2 separate regions of the Homo sapiens genome follow, and region 1 is linked to region 2. Evidence: chromatin contacts called from ENCODE POLR2A ChIA-PET data. All regions are on one chromosome and are shown on one strand. The core of a region is the stretch at or near the end of the contact, and the rest is flanking DNA. Distances in the headings are between cores, read along the strand shown. Region 1 overlaps LRCH3 (leucine rich repeats and calponin homology domain containing 3). Region 2 has its middle 24 kb from the start of UBXN7.

Region 1 (5,125 bases), core at 1,272-3,771, 1.4 Mb before region 2:
GCTGACTACTTGTGTATGTACATTCTCCCAAAGTTTAAAAAACAATCCATATTATTTTGAGATCATTGATCACACATTAATTCATATTTCATTTTTTATAAAAGATAGAATTTAAATTTGAATTATTAAAACTGAAAAAGTTTTGGGAACAATTATAAAGTTAATATGTGAATATTTACCATCTAGGAATCTATTACATTTTTTTCTTTGGTTTATCTTTAGATTGAGCATGTTTTATTTTGAAATTTTATATTAAAAGTGCAGGGCTGGCTGGGCTACAGCTTAGCCAAGAGAGTACTATAATAAATGATGAATGTCTATCTTTGCAGATAAGAGAGTATGAACAGGTCATCATTGAAGATCGTATAGAAAAGGAGAGGAGCAAGAAGAAGGTAAAACAGGATCTCTTGGAATTAAAGAGCGTTATAAAGGTAAAGAACCATAATCAGTATCTCGCCACAGCTGGCTTAACACTGAGGAACACAAAAGCATTTCCAATTCATTATCAAACACATCTCAGTATATCAAGGAACTGCAGATCTGAGAAGAAGCATGGACTTTTGTTATTATTAGAATTTGCCAACAGTCCATGGTGCAGGGAGACAGTTAACATAGAAAAGGACGTGCCCCCAGCTCTTCATCTGGGGAAAAAGAGGTGGTTAGCAGCGGAAGCAAAACCTAGGCCAAGAGACGAAATATCAGATTACTATGTCTAACCAAAACCAGCTCTTGACAGAATGATTCTTTTTAATATCCTTCTACTTCTTAAAATCCTGCTTATACATCAGCCCAGACTATCTGCTGGGTTCTGATACAAGCTGCTTAGGTGGGAAGGATAAGCAGCAAGTTAGAAAAAAATAGAGATATTTTAGTTTTATGTGAACTTGTGTGTCTCAGTGATGATGAAACTGGCAGGTCACAGATCACGTGAAATACTCGCAAGCAAAAACTGAAAGCTGGACGGCACCTGTCTGGAGCTGGCCCTTCTCTCTGAAGGTCGAGGCCCTAGTGGGTACACTGTAGTTTGGGTTGTATATTAGGGTGATCTAAAATAGTTAAGTTTTATACCACATTCTGGACCAGGTATCCAGACCCAAAGTTGGGCTTCCCATAAGGAGTCAGATGTGTAAGTAGCAAGTATTTATCAAGTTTCAATGGTGTTTCCCCATAAAACTTGTCAGTATTCCTGAATTTACAACAAACATGTTAAGAACGAGCTGAAGAGCACGTTTGCTTTCTTTTCACTAGTGGATTTGCTTCCAGTCTTTAGGGTTTAGTCTGACTTTAAAGCAGTAGAGACCGTATTGAGAACAACTGTTATCTAAAACCAAGATATTCAAGAAAGCTAACTAAATCTTTTTTAAAAGTACTAGGACAACTGATCTTTTAAGCAATCACTAAAGATATGAAATGCACAAGCAAGCCTATGAAAGTCATCTAGACTTATCTGTGCTTTTCTTTTTTTTTTTTTTGAGACAGCATCTCACTTTGTCACTCAGGCTGGAGTGCAGTGGCGCAATCTCTGCTCACTGCAACCTCTGCTTCCCGGGCTCAAGAGATCCTCCTGCCTCAGCCTCCCAAACAGCTGGGACTATAGGCACAAGCCACCAGGCCTGACTAATTTTTTTTCTTTTTTGTATTTTTGTAGAGACAGGGTCTTGCCATGTTGCCCAGGCTGGTCTCAAACCCTTGAGCTCAAAGTGATCTGCCCACCTCAGCCTCCCAAAGTGCTGGGACTACAGGCATGAGCCACCGCACCTGGCATTATCTGTGCATTTTTGGCCGAGTGCTTTTGCCCTTGGCCCAGGTAACTAACATTCTTTTTGGTTCAAATAGCTGTTAAGTATGGGGAACCTGGACTTTCCTCAAGGAAAGCAGTATAAGGAAGTCAGATTTCTACGGGTGAAGAAAAAATAGGTCAAATCAGATTCCTTTTCTTTATTTTTACTTGAGAACTTCACTCTTGAGTCCATGGCTTAAGCTCCGGGTCCTGCACGACAGGAGAGCATCGCTGAAGTGATTACGTGCCTGGCTACTTCCATGTCCTGGAGAGAGACTGTTTGTCAGACAGAAGTTACTTTATTCAACAGTCCCTTTATGTGGAAAGAATGCAGCTTGTCAGGCATAGCATACGTCGTACTCACTCCCCTTTTCTCTTCCAGCTCCAGGCCTGGTGGCGAGGCACTATGATACGGAGAGAAATTGGTGGTTTCAAGATGCCTAAAGACAAAGTTGATAGCAAGGATTCAAAAGGCAAAGGTAAAGGCAAGGATAAGAGGAGAGGCAAGAAGAAGTGACCAAGTTCTCTTTTGTGTTTTCTGCTGGTATTCTGGAGGTGGGAAGGACTTGGAGAGAGTTAAGAAACACCTGGTACCTCAAAGATGACTCATCTACAGGTTGTTTCCTATTGAGACTTTCCCAGGGAAGCCTGATTTCACTTTGCCTGTTAATTTCACTCTGCCTGTTAGGTGGGTTTTCAAACCCTGATTTAGGATTACACCATTGACTTAGGGCTTCCTCATACCTTGCTGGGAAGAAGTTTCTAGTAGTCCTGTGAAGATTCATTCTTCTTGCTCTTTCTCAGCAGAACAAAGGAGTTCACTGGCTTAGCTACAGTGACGCATTGAAACTTGAGTAATTCCTGTAATGTCAGATTTTGATTTTACCCAATTTGTCTGTAGTGAAAAAACTCTTATGAGCAAAAGTATTCAGTAGGAATTACAATATGATGTTATTAGCTGTCCAGCATAATATATACACAGCAAAGTTTTAATAAATGTTGGTTCCTGCCTGCCTTTTAGATTTATCGTCACTTTGGTGTTTTTATTCAGGTGAAAATGGCATGGAATACATATCCAGTTGTAAGCTGCTTCAGCAACTTTTCTAGGAAACAGGGATACAAATTATAAATACAAGCTAGAAATAGGATGTTAGGATATACAACTTTACAAACTATAAAGATGGGGACACAGGTTCTCTGGAAGGCTAGTTTGGAGATATTTTTGACAAGTGAAACACTAGAGCCACCAATCCCCACTTTATGGAGTGTTAAGATGAAAAGAAATCAGGTGTGTGAAAATATCTAACTTGTGCCTGGCAAATAGGAAAGCTGTCACTCTCCCTCTTCTCCTAGAAAAAAAATGCACCCACCAGATCATGCTTGCCTTGATGAGTCAAAACAATGCCTTGGGATGCTAAAGGTTTCCAAGAGCAAAGTTGTCCTAATGTGTCACATACATTTCATGAATTAAGCCTTCTATCTAACTCCAAATAAAGCTCAGTCTTGATATCTGTACTTCCTTAAAAAATGAATTTGATCTCAAAAGTTTGTCCCGAAGCCCCCATTTCCACTGACATTCCCTCTGGAAATGAGATGCTCTTTCCTTGATTCACCTTTGCCAAGGGAACCACACCTCAGGTATGAACACGCTCCAATCAGCTTTTATTACACGCCACTGAAGTGTTGGCTTTTATTTGAATGTCAATGTGTAAAGTGGCGTACAGGCAATTTAAAATAACATACATGATACTGACATATTTATACTTAGAACTTATGCAATATATTTACAGACAAAAATACAGGACAATGTTTTACAAAATCTTTCACTAATTACATGTTTACAACATTTTCAGAAATAAAACGAAATTTGCTGTAAACCATCTCAACTGCACTGTGTATATAGAAAGGCTTCTAAATATCCATGTTTTCATTTCTATAACCATTTAAGCGCTTAGTTTTTACGAATTCATCAAACTCATTCGCATAGTCACACATCATTAGTCACTGCTGAGCTGTAGAAAGTAAGAGAAATCGCAAACTCCTTGATTAGCTGTATTTTAAAAAGCTCTTCAGAAAAGTGATCTACTACTATGCTCTGTGTTCTAGCAGAATACAAAGGCCCCTCTTTCCATGGGTCGTTTCCAGACCTGGCTATTACAAGAGAACACTGGAGTGCTAAACACAGATTATGAGTCTGAAATACTGGGAAACTGCTGACAGAAAATCTCTGTACGTGGCAAGGGCTCTGCTGGGGGTGGCTCTCAACCCGACACTGTCAGTGATGGGAAGGGCTCTGCTAGGGGGGGCTCTCAGCCCCAGACACTGTCAGTGATGGGAAGGGCTCTGCTGGGGGGCTCTCAGCCCCAGACACTGTCAGTGATGGGAAGGGCTCTGCTGGGGGGCTCTCAGCCCCCAACACTGTCAGTGATGGGAAGGGCTCTGCTAGGGGGGGCTCTCAGCCCCAGACACTGTCAGTGATGGGAAGGGCTCTGCTAGGGGGGCTCTCAGCCCCCAACACTGTCAGTGATGGGAAGGGCTCTGCTGGGGGGCTCTCAGCCGCCAACACTGTTCAGTGATGGGAAGGGCTCTGCTGGGGGGCTCTCAGCCCCCAACACTGTCAGTGATGGGAAGGGCTCTGCTGGGGGGCTCTCAGCCGCCAACACTGTTCAGTGATGGGAAGGGCTCTGCTGGGGGAGCTCTCAGCTGCCGACACACTGTCAGTGATGGGAAGGGCTCTGCTGGGGGGCTCTCAACCCCCAACACTGTCAGTGATGGGAAGGGCTCTGCTTCAGGTCAGGGGAGCTGTGACAAGGTCATCTTCATCTTACACTGGAGTCAAGCAAAGCTAAATGTTAAACCGAATTGTGCTTTCCAATTTAAAAAAAAAAAGGTACATACAAAATACTGAATACAAAAATTCTCCCAACAAAAGCATCATGATTTGTTTTTGCATCTTGACATAAAAAAGAAATTCATACCTTCCTACCTCTGCAGAGGGTTTGAAAAAAGAGAAAAAAAATTCAAAGCATTTGATATTTTTCCTTCAATTATCAGCCAAAACTGCACATGGTTTTTCCTAACAATTCAAATACAAATCTGATTTAGTTTGATAAAAATACATTAATAAGGTTTCATAATATGTGCAAAATTTGAAATAAGTTGAAATTTCCATTTATCCCTATGGGAAAATTAGTTGCAAATGTTGCAAGTATTGCATTATGTAATGTCTTCTAGAATTATTCCTTGCATAGTATATTTTTGGTTTGGTGGGTTTTTTTTTTTTTTTTTTTTTGAGACAGAGTCTCGCTCTGTTGCCCAGGCTGGAGTGCAGTGGCACAATCTCAG
Region 2 (5,843 bases), core at 805-3,304:
TCTTGAAACGTCTAAGGCAAAAACCTATAACGCTCCTATCTAGACAAGATGGGTGTTAGTATGTGTGGAAAAATGATGCTTATCCACAAATTCCCAGGAGAAGTTAAGCCTCATGAAGGATCTATAGGAGAAAACTGGAGAACCTTTATTTTCATTTATTTTATGTTTTTGAGATGGAGTCTTGCTTTGTCACCCAGGCTGGAGTGCAGTGGCATGATCTCGGCTCACTGCAACCTCTGCCTCCCAGGTTCAAGTGACTCTCCTGCCTCAGCCTCCTGAGTAGCTGGAACTACAGGCGCTCACCACCATGCCCAGCTAATTTTTGTATTTTTAGTAGAGACGGGGTTCCACCATGTTGGCCAGGCTGGTCTCGAACTCCTGACCTCAAGTGATCCACCCGCCTCGGCCTCCCAAAGTGCTGGGATTACCAGCATGAGCCACCGTGCCCGGCCACCTAGAGAACCTTTAAGTACCTGCAGAAAGCACTTCCAATTCTTTAGTTTTTGTTGTTGTTGTTGTTCTGATTATGTCCAGAGCTGATGATTCAGAGAATAAGATTGTGTCTGCCATCCCCATACACAAACGGGTGGTCACCTAAAGCTACCATTGTCCCATTTTCCTATGCCCCTACAAGCCCTACAAATCCCACAATTCCTCACCTACCAGGTGAACCCTCTTTGAAATTTCCTCCATAGGAAATTAAGCCATCAGACATCATCACTAAATTCCCAGAGCTCCTAGAAGGATACAATCCAGAAATAATAGAACACCAGGATAAGATTTGATCTTTTTTTTTTTCCCAGGCTGGAGTGCAGCGGTACAATCTCGGCTCACTGTAACCTCTGCCTCCTAGGTTCAAGCGATTCTCCTGCCTCAGCCTCCAGAGTAGCTGGGATTACAGGCGCGTGCCACCACGCCTGGCTAATTTTTGTATTTTTAGTAAACATGGGATTTCATCATATTGGCCAGGCTGGTCTTGAACTCCTTACCTCAGGTGATCCACCCACCTCAGCTTCCCAAACTGCTGGGATTACAGGCGTGAGCCACTGTGCCCAGCCTGATCTGTCTATTAAAAGGAGGGCATTTGCCAGGCACAGTGTCTCACGCCTGTAATCCCAGCACTTTGGGAGGCCGAGGTGGGCAGATCATGAGGTCAAGAGATCGAGACCATCCTGGCCAACATGGTGAAACCCCGTCTCTACTAAAAATACAAAAATTAGCCAGGCATGATGGCAGGTGCCTGTAGTCCCAGCTACTTGGGAGGCTGAGGCAGGAGAATCGCCTGAACCTGGGAGGTGGAGGTTGCAGTGAACCGAGATCACACCATTGCACTCCAGTCTGGGCGACACAGCAAGACTCCATCTCAAAAAAAAAAAAAAAAAAAAAAAGGAGGGCATTGGAATTAATTAAAAATAGATCATAATGAAGTAACTCTCCAGAGTAAACCTACATTACAACAAATCAAGAGAGGGGAGTTGTGTAACAATCCTAGCAAGAGGCACTGACATGATATTAAATCAACTTGGTTTTAACATGTGAGAGAACCTTTCCACCCACAAAGAGCTCGAGGTGCTGTAATTTGTACAACACTATTATCAGTTTATTGACTTGAAAACGGTGCTTAAAAATCTCAGAATCTCAAGAATAACTTCTGGAAAAGCATCTTATAAACAAAAAAAAAATGAATTGATTCCTTCTACTGGCAAATGCTTAGAAAACATTTTAAATCTTTTATTTGGATAAAGCTAAAAATACATGAATTTAGCTAGTTTGATTTTAGAAGACTTTAACTTTTTAAACTAATAGTACTTTTTATTTGTTTTTTACTTGCCAAGCATTGGGCGCAAACCAGTAGTACTTTTTAAAGCATGATCTTAAAAACAAATTTTCCTTTGGGGCTGAGAAGAATAGGTCACAGTCTGAAAAAAAGATGAGGGCTAATTATCTCAGACTTAGGTCTTTAGAGGAGGAAGTGGCAATTTTAATGTTATGTAATAGCAAAAACCCTAAGTTTCTAAGGCAACCAAAAAGGTTCTGAACTAACCACTGCTCTTTTCTTTGGCTTTAAAAAATCATTCGTGGCCAGGCCCGGTGGCTCACGGCTGTAATTGCAGCACTTTGGGAGGCTGAGGCAGGCAGATCACCTGAGGTCAGGAGTTCGAGGCCAGCCTGGCCAACATGGAGAAACCCTGTCTCTACTAAAAATACATTAGCTGGGTATGGTGGTGCACACCTGTAATCCTAGCTATTCGGGAGGCTGAGGCAGGAGAATCGCTTGAACCCGGGAGGCAGAGGTTGCAGTGAGCTGAGATTGTACCACTGCATTCCAGCCTGGGCAACAGACCAAAACCTCTGTTTCAAAAAAAAAAAAAAAAAAAAAAGAGAAAACATTTATTATGAATGGGGTTGAGGTTAGGTTTTTGTCCCCCAGTGTTCTGAGCCATTTGTAATTATTTGAGTTATTTTCCTATTTTTCTATTGGTTTGTTGGTCGTTTTCTTCTCAATTTCTAGGGGCTTTTTTTTTTTTTTTTTTTTTTTAACAGGATGTTGCTGTTTCCCAGGCTGGAGTGCAGTGGCGTGATCATAGCTCGCTACAGCCTTGATCCCCTGGGCTCAAGCGATCCTTCTACATCAGCCTCCCTATTAGCTGGGACTACATGAGTGAGCAACAATAACTGGCTGAATTTTTTTTTTGGCAGGGTGGGTGGTAGAGACAGGGTCTCACTATGTTGCCCAGACTCTTCTCCAACTCCTTGCCTCAAGCAGTCCTACCACGTTGGCCTCCCAAAGTGCTGGGATTGTGAGGGTGGGCCACTGCCCCCAACCTTAGGTGGTCTTTGTATATTAGGAAGATTGACCCTTTCTATATAATGAGTTACAGAAACATTTCCAAATGCAAATCAGAGTTCCCACACTCCTAGGAAAAGATAGATTGTTCTATAGCTGTGCCAACAAGTAACCACTAGAACAGTTTATAAATCTATCACATCAGTCAGGGACAACTTGGTTCATTGAATACACCCCTGAAAACCAACAGTCATTGACAGCCTCATATTTTGAAAGTCAGCTCATGGCCGGGTGCAGTGGCTCTCGCCTGTAATCCCAGCACTTTGGGAGGCCCAGGTGGGCGGATCACCTGAGGTTGGGAGTTCAAGACCAGCCTGACCAACAGGGAGAAACCCCATCTCTACTAAAAATACAAAATTAGCCAAGTGTGGAGGCACCTGCCTGTGATCCCAGCTACTTGGGAGGCTGAGGCAGGAGAATCACTTGAACCCGGGAGGTGGAGGTTGCAGTGAGCCAAGATCACACCATTGCACTCCACCCCAGCCTGGGCAACAAGAGTGAAACTCTGTCTCAAAAAAAAAAAAAAAAAGAAAGTAAGTCAGCTCATATCAGTGATTTCATACCAGAAAATGCAGTTCTTTTTTTTTTTTTTTTTTTTTTTTTTTGAGATGGAGTCTCACTCTGTCACCCAAGCTGGAGTGCAGCGGCACGATCTCGGCTCACTGCAACCTCTTCCTCCCGGGTTCAAGTGATTCTCCTGCCTCAGCCTCCCAAGTAGCTGGGACTACAGGTATGTGCCACCATGCCCAGCTAATTTTTGTATTTTTAGTAGAGATGGGGTTTCTCCATGTTGGCCAGTCTGGTCTCAAAACTCCTGACCTCAGGTGATCTGCCTGCCTCGGCCTCCCAAAGTGCTGGGATTACAGGCGTGAGCCACCGCGCCCAGCCGTCAAAGGAGTTCTTGCTTGACAGCACTAGCTTTCCTAGTCTTCATTGAGAGTAAGCAGGACAGTGGCTAATGAGATTTGCAGAGAGAGACAGTAGAGACACTTCTTTCGATTCCTCTGGTTTACCTTTTTCTTATGGCAGCCACTGCTACAGCAACCAGTTCTTTCTTCTAGTTTTTTTAGAGAAAAGGTATCCCTCTGTTGCCCAGGCTGGAGTGCCGTGACGTGATCTCGTCTGACTGCAACCTCAAACTCCTGGGTCAAATGATCCTCCCACCTCAGCCTCCTAAGTGGCTGAGACCACAGCCATGCACTACCATGCCCAGCTAATTAAAAAAAAAAAAAATGGTAGAGACAAGATCTCCCTATATTGGTCGGGCGCGGTGGCTCTTGCCTGTAATCCCAGCACTTTGGGAGGCCAAGGCAGGTGGATTGGCTGAGCTCAGTTCAAAACCACCCTGGGCAACATGATGAAACCCCATCTTTACTAAAATACAAAAAAATTAGCCGGGTGTGGCAGCAAGAGCCTGTAATCCCAGCTACTCAGGAGGTGGAAGTGGGAGAATCACTTAAGCCTGGGAGGCAGAGGTTGTAGTGAGCCGAGATCACGCTACTGCACTCCAGCCTGGGCAACAGAGTGAGACTCTGTCTCAAAAAAAAAAAAAAAAATCTCCCTATATTGCTCAGGGTGATCTCAAACTCCTGGGCTCAAGCAGTCCTCCTGCCTCAGCCTCCCAAAGTGCTGGGATTACAGGCGGGAGCCACTGGGCCCGGCCTATAGTACCCAGTTGTCACTGGACTCTCAACAGCTTCTTGTGGTTGCCACCACATAGCACCTGACCTCAAGCCTGTGCCATGTGTCAGGGCTGGGATGATTTTACCCTACTCACAAGCTAATAAGTTAGCCTATTACTGCTTCATGAGTGTTGGCAGAAGACATCAAATTCCTGGTATGAGAAAAAGGACTTTATTACTCATGGCACAGCAAGCAGCAAGAATATCATGTTCGTGTCAGTTCTCCTTGCCAAGGAGATGAGAGCGCGGCAGTACTTAATAAAGGAAACTCGTTCTTGGATAGCTACAAGAATCTTTTGGGGAGGCATTTTGAAGGAAGCTGAGGTTCTGTGTGAGCAAATGAGGGGTGACCTGCCAGCAAAATTGTGGGTAAGTGCTGATGTGACCTTATTTGCACCCCTAGGCTGATAAGAACTGGAACATTCAAGTTACACTTTTAAAATGCCTGTAGGTATTGTACAATGAGATGGCAAGGACAGGATCCTAGAATCAGATAGACATGGATTCAAATTCTGCTTCTATTTTTTGTTTTGTTTTCTTTGTTTTTTGAGATGCAGTCTCGCTGTGTCACCCAGGCTGGAGTGCAATGGCACAATCTCAGCTCACTGCAACCTCCACCTCCCAGGTTCGAGCAATTCTCCTGCCTCAGCCTCCCGAGTATCTGGGATTACAGGCGTGAGCCACTGTGCCTGGCCAAATTCTGCTTCTAGCTGTGTAGCCCTAACCTCTCTCCTAAATTGTAAAATAGAATTTATTTCTCATAAAATTGTTGAAAAGATTCAGTGACATCGCATATATGTGATAGGATAAGTTTTTAAAATATTAACCAATATTTTACCCTATCCTTGGATTATGTGGTCCTTCTCTGATTTAGTCATCTGGGCCGTTCTCCATTTCTTCCTTCAGGAAAGGGTTCACCTGGGAGAAAAAGAAGTTAGTTTCATGCTTTTGCATTTCAAAAATCTACCTTTCAGAGAGAAACAGAACGAACTCAACACAAGAAAATAGATTTGTAAGTATACCTGATGTTGGCTGGGCGCGGTGGCTCACACCTGTAATCCCAGCACTGTGGGAGGCCAAGGTGGGTGGATCAGCTAAGGTCAGGAGTTCAAGACCAGTCTGACCAATATGGTGAAACTCTGTCTCGACTAAAAATACAAAAACTAGCCGGGCGTGGTAGCAGGCACCTGTAATCCCAGCTACTCAGCAAGCTGAGGCAAAAGGATCACTGAAACCCGGGAGGCAGAGGTTGCAGTGAGCCAAGATTGCACCACTGCACTCCAGCCTGGGTGACAGAGTGAGACTCCATCTCA

What was found. ChIA-PET counts read pairs that join two places held with the same protein, here RNA polymerase II (POLR2A).
Region 1: POLR2A ChIA-PET joins it to region 2 with 10 read pairs in WTC11. The contact joins two enhancer-like sites. POLR2A ChIA-PET finds 5 or more read pairs at or near these places in 2 of 52 experiments (PC-9 and WTC11).

The regions. Positions count from the first base shown.
Region 1 is chr3:197,886,752-197,891,876 of GRCh38, reverse strand. It overlaps LRCH3 (leucine rich repeats and calponin homology domain containing 3), which reads right to left. Exons shown (of 21, transcript NM_001365715.1): 21 at 3,441-5,125. DRC9 (dynein regulatory complex subunit 9) reads left to right here. Exons shown (of 12, transcript NM_032263.5): 11 at 330-431; 12 at 2,163-2,800. The coding sequence ends at 2,297. Among named protein-coding and RNA genes, the nearest start is that of RPL35A, 61 kb to the left of the region's middle. Within about 2 kb of position 2,521, at least 3 of the 41 ENCODE cell types and tissues checked have a DNase peak (open chromatin) inside an H3K27ac peak, as active enhancers do.
Region 2 is chr3:196,453,927-196,459,769 of GRCh38, reverse strand. No RefSeq gene overlaps it. Among named protein-coding and RNA genes, the nearest start is that of UBXN7, 24 kb to the right of the region's middle. Within about 2 kb of position 2,054, at least 3 of the 41 ENCODE cell types and tissues checked have a DNase peak (open chromatin) inside an H3K27ac peak, as active enhancers do.